2 separate regions of the Homo sapiens genome follow, and region 2 is linked to region 1. Evidence: chromatin contacts called from ENCODE Hi-C or POLR2A ChIA-PET data. All regions are on one chromosome and are shown on one strand. The core of a region is the stretch at or near the end of the contact, and the rest is flanking DNA. Distances in the headings are between cores, read along the strand shown. Region 1 overlaps SLC44A3-AS1 (SLC44A3 antisense RNA 1). Region 2 overlaps LOC105378861 (a long non-coding RNA gene).

Region 1 (4,743 bases), core at 161-2,660:
GCTCAGGGTGGCTTAGTTTTCAGTAAGGCTGGCTGTTCCTTGATTCTGGTGGGATCCTGTAGCCCAAACCTGACTCAGAAGCATTGGCCTGCGGGATACATTGTTTATGTCTGGAGGTCTGAGGCACCCCTATTGTGCAGAAACAAGGAAATGCACATTTCCCAACACTTCGGCTACAAAACAGAGGCTAGGACTGAATATAGTGTGCTCTTTTAACTCTGAAAAAGTTCATGAAAAAGTCGAGCTTGCAGGATGGGAACAAACTCCCTTATTAGGCCTTTCCCCTTCACTTCCAGATTCCTGTCTACCCTCATCCTAACTCCCACACAACTCCCAGCTCTCTCCTCTTGTTCCCCTGATTCCAGATGACAAACTCACTCTTGCTAAGGTGTTAGTGATTTACTTCTTTTCTTTACCATTAAAGAAAAATTTCTTCAATAAAAGCCATATTAAACTCAAAGCCAGAGTCACTCGAATTCCCCAAGCAAGTCATATCCACTGGGTCTGTCATTCAGGCTATTAGTTTTATGTATTCTTTTTATTAACATTATATTTAAATCAAATTGATCAGAAAATAACTCAAGCCCAAGTTCATTTCCCATTGACTTTAGTGTTTCTAGAGAGGTTCTTCCCGTCCTCCTCAGACTGAAGATTTGGGGCACAAACATGCTAACCTTTCTCACCAATCCCGGGACCCTCAGCCCATGTCTCACTGCAAGGTATGCAATTCACCAGAAGTGGCCTGCCCTGCTCCTTACATAAGGCCTACTTGCCCCTTCGGAGTGACCAAGGTGCTCTGGCCATGAGGCTGGGGCTGCAGTACTCCTCTGGCAGTGTTCTATCATCATCCTCAAGTACTAGGTTGGTGCAAATGTAATTACGGTGTTTGCCTTTTTTTTTTTTTTAAAGACAAAAACTGCAATTACTTTTGCACCTACCTAATAGTTGTAGTACAGGAAGGTGGTACAGGATGGTAGAAGAAGCCGGGCATGAAGGTACAGGAAGGTAGAGTTACCTCCGCTGGAGAGTTTTCAAGATGTTGACCAACGCGTGCATTTTGACATGGGCATAAAAGAAAGGAAAGAAAAAATTGCATTTGCCCTCCTTTGGTCTCCCTCTGAGCTTTTTGATAAGCTCTACATGCCCAGCTGTAATCCTTTTGCCTGATTGTGAGCTAAGATTACAGGTAAACTCTGTGAACTTTCTGCATGAAAAGTTATATATACAAAAAAGTTCCTTCCCTTGTGCTCTAAATCCTGTTTGCCATTCAAAGAACAGTGGGAAATTGTTGTCGTATCCGATCAGCCTATTTAATGTGAAAGCAGATTAAGTCTTTATGCTCTGTGAACTCTGGACAAACCTGCCCATGACAGGTGTGTCCCAGGCCCTGGCAATTGTTCATGCTGGGGCCCCAAGCTCCTTTTATATCTTCAGATGGAGGGAAGGTGTGCTTTTGGCAGGGAGGAAGTAGTCAGTGTGAAATTGGAGAAAGGCATTCAGTCTTCCAAGTGGACACAGTGTCCCCGCGCACGGCTGGCAAGCAGGGTGCAGGCTGATTTCAGCCAGCTCGGCCCCTCAGGGATAGTGTGTAAGGTGCCCCTGGCCCCTGGGGTTACCTGGCTTTGCTATGAGGATCTCTGGCTGCTCTGGAGAGAGTTAAAAGTGTCTTAGCTTTTGGAATGCTTGCTATAGATTTGCCCATATTAGACCTAAAAAGAGCAAGCGTGTCAGCGCTGGAGCAATGAGAGTATGTAGAGTTGGCAGGCTGGCCAGGGGGCTGCATCACCCCTGCGAGTTCAGAGGCATTTCTCATCAATGCCCGCTCAGCAAAAAGACGCTGAATCTCAACCCTGGCACATTGAAAATTTCTTTGAAATTCTCCAGCCCAAACAGCTCTTAGATATGCAAAGCATAATTGACAGAAACTTGAAGCTAGAAGCCTCCTTGAAAGGCCACCTATGCCAACCCCCAGGTTTTAGGCAAAACCACCCTTCAACTATTCTAGAAAATACTCCTTGAAGCTGATGGGAAGATTGCTGGCTTGAAATTTCCTTTTGAAAATATGATGGATGAACTCCGAGGGCATCCCGAATCCTTGTCTTTTTATTTTATTAATTTTATTGTGTGATGAAAGAAAAATTCTCTGAAGTCAGACGTCAACAACCCACCCCCACCACTATTCTCCTCCTCCTCCTCTTCGGTTGGTTCCCTGGGAGACCACCGTGAGACAAGATAAATGAGCAGCAAGGTTTTTGAAGCCAGTGCTCAGGAACAACACCTCTAAGAAAATAAAGGAAGCAGGACTGAGCTGCAGTACAACTGTCATGCAATCGGGGCAACCTCAGTGTAGCGACCCAGGCAGAAAGTACTTCTCTCTCCCTGCATCAAGGGATCAGTCTCAGGAAAGGAGAGGGATTGGTGTAGATTGGGTCCCGTGCCCACTCCCTGGTCCAATCACTGTGGCCAGGGGATGAGTGATTATGATTGGCCAGCCCCAGGTCACATGGCCACAAATATCAGGGGAACGGAAAAGCTTGCTGGACAGACGAAAACAACAGGTACCACACACCTCTAAAACTACCTCTCAAAATTGTGAAAAGACTAGTGAAAGTATACATAACTGTTTGGGAAGCCCAGGCGGGCGGATCACCTGAGGTCAGGAGTTCAAGACCAGCCTGGGCAACGTGGTGAAACCTGGTCTCTACAAAAATACAAAAATTAGCCGGGCATGATGGCGGGTACCTGTAATCCCAGCTACTCGGGAGGCTGAGGCGGGAGAATCGCTTAAACCCGGGAAGCAGAGGTTGCAGTAAGCCTAGATTGCGCCACTGCACTCTAGCCTGGGCAACAGAGCAAGACTCTGTCTCAATTAAAAAAAAAAAAAAAAGTATACATAACTGCCTAACAGAGGACGTAATAGGACACACCCAATAAATGGTCATTGTTGTTTCCTCCAGCAGCACCGTAAGAAGGAATACAAACAATCTTTCTTCTGCAGTCTTGGAGCAAACAGGTGCTGATAAAATCAACATTAGTTCAAGCCTCACCCCCAAAGTTGAACTGAGCCTGAACCTTTCTGAAGAATGAAGAATGTTTAGCAAACATTCCCCTCCAGTGTGCCTAAACTTCATGTATCTTTGTACTTCCTCGGCCAGATGGGCCTGGACCACCAGAAACGTCATAAGGATGTTTATCTCCTTGAAAACTTCGATGGTCCAAAAGTATTTCTGAAGAAAGACAGTCCCCAGTGTTTTTCTGACCTCTTCACAGAGCCAGAGCCAGGGCATTTGGATGAAGTGGGGAAAATTCCTGTGTCCGAACTGAATATCAGCATCCTGCAATGTCTTGTTGCCAAGAATGGGTCATGTATGTCCTTCTCCTCCTCAAAACTATAAACCTCTCCAGAACCTCCTGAAGAATTAAGGACAGAGAGTTCTGGGCCCTCAGTGACAAGCCCACCACCCCTACTGCCCTGCTCCAATGCTATGCTGTGGCCAATCAGATGTCCCAAAGTTCCCCAAACTCCAGGGTCACCTGCCCTCTACCTCCTTATCATGCTCACTGTTCCCTGTACGAGAACATGATGTTCCCATCTACCACTCCCCTAACTCAACCCTCAAAATCCCGCTCATTTTCAAGCCCACCCTAAAGCCTTTCCTACCCTTTCAACCAACTGTGGTCTTGACTACCTTTAATCTCCTTATGGAATATGTATTTTGCCTTATGCTATGTTAACTTGAATGATGATCTTCATAATTTATTTAAAGAACATTTATCAAGAACCTACTATGTATCTGTACTAGGCACTGGTGAGGAGATGGATGAGATAAAACGAACCCAGCCAATCTGGGGCTCTTAGCAGCCCAGGTGCAATGTATTTCAACTGATGATTTTCCAGCATTTTAAAATTCATATGCTTGTCCTACCTAGCTCATGCATTAGATAATTCAGTCACTAACCTGTTCTGAGTTTTGGTGTCCCTCGATGACAAAATGAGAGCTTCAGGCTACATGGTCACCGAAGATCTCTTCCTACACAGCAGTGAATCTCTCATGTTCTATTGTTGCCTTGTCAGCACTTCATCACTTTGCTCCTGTTTTTATCATCCAGCAATACAAGGTGTCCCTCTGAGCTTCAGAAAACTGGGAGCAGAAGTTTGGAATTAATACATAATAGCATATCTATGTTTCCTGAACATAAACAGTGTGGTGGTCAAGTTGGTGAAAAGCCATAACCTCTTATCTGGACCACAATCTCTTCATCTGTAAAATGGGACAGTGGGAGTAAAGGTCACTAAGGCCCCTTCCAACTCTGATACTCTGTGATTCATAATCATCCCCTCTTTTGCTCCCACAAGAGCACATCATGTTCTGCAAGGAGATGGCTGCCAAACCGCCTGGAAGAGGGAAGCAAACACTCATCCACCCCGAGCCTCACCCCAGGGAGACCAGCTGAGTTTGAAGAAAAGGCTGCAGTGGAGTCCAGAAGGCTTGGGTTTTAGCTGCTGGCCCCCATTCTCTGCATAAATTTGCTGTGGGAACCATTTGAACAACTTTAATCTCTGGAAAGAGCAACAGCCGACATTACTTGATTAAGTAACTCACCCTCCTTAACTCATCTCCCAGCTCCCTTTTCCCAGGTTTGGTACCTCCTGGGTCCTGACCACAGTCCCGTGGGTAGAATGAACCACTGTCTGCAGCACCATGTTGAAGACGGCAGCTTCAATCAAAGAACTTGTTGGCC
Region 2 (4,798 bases), core at 395-2,894, 71 kb before region 1:
GGGCCAGACTGCCAGGGTTTGAAGCATGTCTGCCATTGATGAGCAGCATGAGCATGGACAAGTTAAATAACTCACCTGCACTTCACTTCTCTCATCTATAAAATGGAGATGTAATAGGGTTACCACATTGTACAACTCCAGAATCTCCCCCTGGAGTCCGACGAGTGCAGCGTGCACAGTGCCACTCAGAGCTGTGCAATGCAGCGGTCTCCATCATGAGTCCTACCTTGTTGTGTTACCATGAAGATTAAGGCATAACACACATGTAAAGTGTGTAGAACAATGCCTGGTACCCAAGAATATCTCAAAAATATCTGTTATTATTCGTAGCTGAGGTGAGAGATGATGGTAAGTGGATTAAAGTCGTTACAGTGGGGGTGTTGAAAAGTGATAAAATTTGAAATGAAATTTGAAGAAAGAGCTTGTGCTGGTTCCCAGGGCACAACCACTAATGATGATGGAATTCAGAAGCACATCCTTGCCAGGACTTCTAGGTGGGTTTCTTAGTATGATTCTATTTTGGAGCTGAATTTCTCAGAATCTTCCCCACCAGGATGTTTTCCACCTAAAACAATGAGTGGATGTAGTACATATTTTATAGAGTGATTATGAGATTTAAACAGGATCTTGCATGTAAATACCCTAACTTAGTGCCTAGTACATTGTAAGTTTCAATGACCGTTAGCTATCATCGTCATCATCATCTGAGCAGCTCAATGTTTCTGCTTAATGCAGGCACATACCTACAACTCCACAGAAGAGAGATAGCAGCAGTTTTCCCCTCTTGTGAGGAGAGCTAAAGAGAACAGAAGCATTTGGGAATTAAGGTCCTGAGGCCATAGTGTCCCTAAAGGAGGCCTGTTGTTGTGCCCTCAGACACCCTCCATGGCCCTCAAAAGGCCTGGATAAGAACCAGCCCAACCAGGAAGAGAAGCACCGGAACCTAAATAAAGACATAGGATTCAAAAGGCATGATTCACCTTTATTTCATTGGGTTTACCACTTACAGAGCCCAAGTCAACCATGTAAAGCTATGAAATTTATGTTCTATTCCTTTTCCTGACCCGCTTGGCCCTAATGAACCTCAAACACAAATACTGGAGGTGGCAAGGGGACCTCGGCAGGCCCAAGAGCTGCAGATACCCAACTCCTCCCAGGCCCTCCTCAACACCACCCCGCTCTGCTCTGCCCCACTGATGCCAGGTCCTGGTATCATTGCTGTCTGACTACTCACACACCATGAGGTAGCGTCCCTGCTTTTTTTTTTTTTTTTTTCCTGAGACAGAGTCTCGCTCTGTCACCCAGGCTGGAGTGCAGTGGCGCGATCTCGGCTCACTGCAAGCTCCGCCTCCTGGGTTCATGCTATTCTCCTGCCTCAGCCTCCCGAGTAGCTGGGACTACAGGTGCCCACCACCACACTCGGCTAATTTTTTTTGTATTTTTAGCAGAGACAGGGTTTCTCATGTTAGCCAGGATGGTCTTGATCTCCTGACCTCGTGATCCACCCGCCTCGGCCTCCCAAAGTGCTGGGATTACAGGCGTGAGCCACCGAGCCCGGCCGGCAACCCTGTTTTATTTGTTCTTGGATGTATGAACCATATAATTCCTTCTTCAAAAGTCATAAAGGCGAGACTCCAGCCAACAATTCCACATAAAAAGAGAGCGCCATTTTCTCGCTCTCAGGCTTGGTAATGATTCCTGCTGTGAGGCAGTCATTACGGAAATGACTCAGTCTTTCTCTCCTGTGTTAATAAGATTTTACTGTCTTTGGTCCTGACTCAAACTGGCTGAGAGCAATGTGGGGATCACAGAAGCTGTACCAGAGTGTGTCACTATGTAACTTTTCTTAACTTACCAAAATACCATGTGGATAGGAGCCATTCCAGCCCATCGCCTTGCTTCCGAGTTGGCTGTAGTCTTAGCCGGGTTCACACAATGGGCATCTGCTAATCTCTTTCCTTACCTGCCAGGAAGTTGAGGCCAAAGTTCTGTTTTCTCTCTAAAGGCTAATCAAGCTGTAAAGACGGTTAGTGGGCTGAGCTCAAAATAAGGCACCTGAGCTCTCTTTGCATCTCTAACATCCACAACACTAAGCTTCTTCCTGGGGTCCCAGTGTGATAACTGACCCAGGCCCAGATGGCAAACGAAAGCTATTAGGGTGACTGTGGAAACTTCTGTGTCTTCTTCTTGGTTGAAATTATCCTTCTGGAGCACATCTGGAGATCCTGGCCATTTAGAAGCCATCCAGGAGCCATTCATTTATTTGACAGACATTATTGATCACCTACAATCCAATGCCAAACAGCACTAGGCATTGAGTACAGAAAGACAAAAGGCACAGCTTCTAATGTCAGGGACCTCAAGGTGTCATGTAGGGGACTGATGAGAAAGTGAACAATGTGAGTCATATGGTTAGTGCTATAAAATATTCTGGGTGCTACAGAGGCGTTCAAGGAGTACTGACCACACTGGTGGTCAAGAAAGATTTCCTAAAGGAAGACACACTTAGATGACCTGAAGGGTGCACCGGCGCCCTCTAATCAGAGAAAGGCGAGGAAGGAAGCAGAGGGACATTTCTAAAGAGAGAGGGAACAGCACATGCAACAAAGCTGGCTAGCTGTGACCACTAACATCCATTTCCTCCTTCCTGGTCAAATAGCTAGGTGATACCTCCCAGCCTCCCTTTCAGTTGAGGATGCTACGAGACTGCATTCTGGCCAATGGGAGGTGTGCAGAGACACTGGGTGTTCTGGCCTACAAGATCCTCTCGTGTGTTCTCTGTGTGCTTCCCTACCTCAGCTAATTGGGAACAGATAGAAATCAGATCACAAAGGGCTTGTGTGCTGCCTGAAGGAACTCCATGTTACGGTGCTGGTAAGAAGCAAATGAGCACAACAAAGTGACCATACTTAGTGTTTAGAAAAATGGAGGTGGCAGGATATTAGGGACAGGTTAAACTTTACCTGAGCTTAAGAAATCCCCTACCTTTTTGTTTTCCAAAACACCCCCATCCTTTTGTGTTCCATGGCAAAATCTCAAAGGACCATCCTGCCCTCCAATATTTCAAGTAAGACCTGCCTCCATCCTTTCTAGAGATTCCTGTGAGATTCCTTTGTTCACCTGCCTGTGTAAAGCCCCGGGGCCCCTTCCTTTTCTTTGAGACATTCTCCTTTCATGAACATTCTCCCTATTGCAATACCCTGAATAAAACCATCTCCTTGATGGTCTGGTGCATTTGGTCTTTCACATGAGCACTGGATGAGGAGTCAAATCTTCTAAGTGAAATTCTGCTTCTACTTGAGAGTAGACTTCCACCTTGCTTTATTTTGCTTTGTTTTGTTTCGAGACAAGGTCTTGCTCTATCAGCCAGGCTGGAGTGCAGTTTTGTGATCATGACTCATTGAAGCCTCAGGCTCAGGTGATCCTCCCACCTCAGCCTCCTGAGTAGCTGGAACTACAGGCACGTACCACCATGCCTGGCTAATACTTTTTTTTTTTTTAATTTTCATAGAGACAGGGTCTCGCTATGTTGCCCAGGATGATCTTGAACTCTTGGGCCCAAGTAATTCACCCGTCTTGTCCTCCCAAAGTGCTAGGATTACAGGACGTTGACTCCCAACATCCTTGGCCTCTGCTTTATTTTTCTTCAACACATCTTATTGCATATTATTTATCATCAGTCCTCCATTAGAATATAAACTCCTTGAGGAATGGGCTTGCCTTCTTGACCACTGCATGTCCAGGGCCTAGCACAACTCCTGGCATGTAGCAGGTGCTCAATTATTAGGACAAATCATGGCTTGGTGACCTGATCCCAGACCGCCTGAGCTTTCTACCACCCTCCCTCGGCACCTCTGACCTTTCTTGCTCTCCATTGTTTCTCTCCCTCTTTCTCTGTGTTCCTGTCTGTCTCTTTTGCTCTAATCTCTCTCTGCCTGCCTCTCCCCCTTCCTCTTTGTGGATCTCTTTCTTAATCCCTCCCTTCTTGTTTTCCCCCGTCTCCTCCTTGGGCCTTGGGCCTGCAGTTCCCTCTTAGCCCTTCAGCTCTTACTTTTCAGCCAGGTTGTTTATCGGGAGGATATGGACCCAGGTGACAGAGCACCAGCTGTGGAATAAGGAATGACCCAACCCCATCTGTGTTTGTATCTGTTGAGTCATACAACTTTAGCACCTTCGGACATTCGTCTGCTCACAGGCTCCTTGAAAGTTAAAGATTTACCCAGAACTGGCCAAGTCCATGTTTTGGTAACAATCAACAAAGTGATCTATAAGCCTTGCTCCAAGCAGATTGCTGAGTGCTGAGAAGGAAAAAAGAACCCGGGTGAGAGGCCCCTGCCTTTCAGGAGCTTCCAGTCTAGTTAGCCAAGGAGGTGAGGCCCACACACAGTCTTACAGGAAACAGAGAACAAAGACAGGTAGAATTTGGGGTGTAGGCTGTGTAAACCAATGGGTCTGGAAAGGACCGGCCATTGCTAACTTTGGAACTTCGAGACACGTGGTCTGTGTGTGAATGATGAAGCAGGGATCAGGGCTTCGACTGCAGACAGGAAAGCAAGAAGTGAGGGTCAGTGAGTTGCAGTGTTCTGCTGGTAACTGCAAGGCTCTTTCGGCCACTGTGGCCCAAGCTTGCCTGAGGGGCCTCCTCTCTTATCAAGGCCCCACACTGTGTCCTTCTCATCCCATCATCGAACTGAGTTAAGGTGCAGGACTCGGTGAATGGAGATTTCCTCAGAACACAGAGTTAGAGCTGATGAGCTGGGCAGCCAGGTGTGGCTGCACAGAGGCGCATAAGCAGTTG

The links. A loop is a pair of places that touch in the nucleus more often than their neighbours do. ChIA-PET counts read pairs that join two places held with the same protein, here RNA polymerase II (POLR2A).
Region 2: a loop to region 1 is called in a map of heart right ventricle, with 6 times the contacts of the local background. The contact joins two enhancer-like sites. A Hi-C loop is called at or near these places in 1 of 168 maps with a recorded cell type or tissue (heart right ventricle). POLR2A ChIA-PET finds 5 or more read pairs at or near these places in 3 of 52 experiments (H1, RWPE1 and activated T-cell).

Annotation. Positions count from the first base shown.
Region 1 is chr1:94,675,466-94,680,208 of GRCh38, forward strand. SLC44A3-AS1 (SLC44A3 antisense RNA 1) reads right to left here. Exons shown (of 6, transcript NR_160780.1): 3 at 3,960-4,142. Among named protein-coding and RNA genes, the nearest start is that of MIR378G, 68 kb to the right of the region's middle. Within about 2 kb of position 1,411, at least 7 of the 41 ENCODE cell types and tissues checked have a DNase peak (open chromatin) inside an H3K27ac peak, as active enhancers do.
Region 2 is chr1:94,604,212-94,609,009 of GRCh38, forward strand. The region is part of intron 1 of LOC105378861 (a long non-coding RNA gene); the gene reads left to right. Among named protein-coding and RNA genes, the nearest start is that of MIR12133, 63 kb to the left of the region's middle. RefSeq lists enhancers at 1,184-2,383, 4,299-4,798. Within about 2 kb of position 1,645, at least 5 of the 41 ENCODE cell types and tissues checked have a DNase peak (open chromatin) inside an H3K27ac peak, as active enhancers do.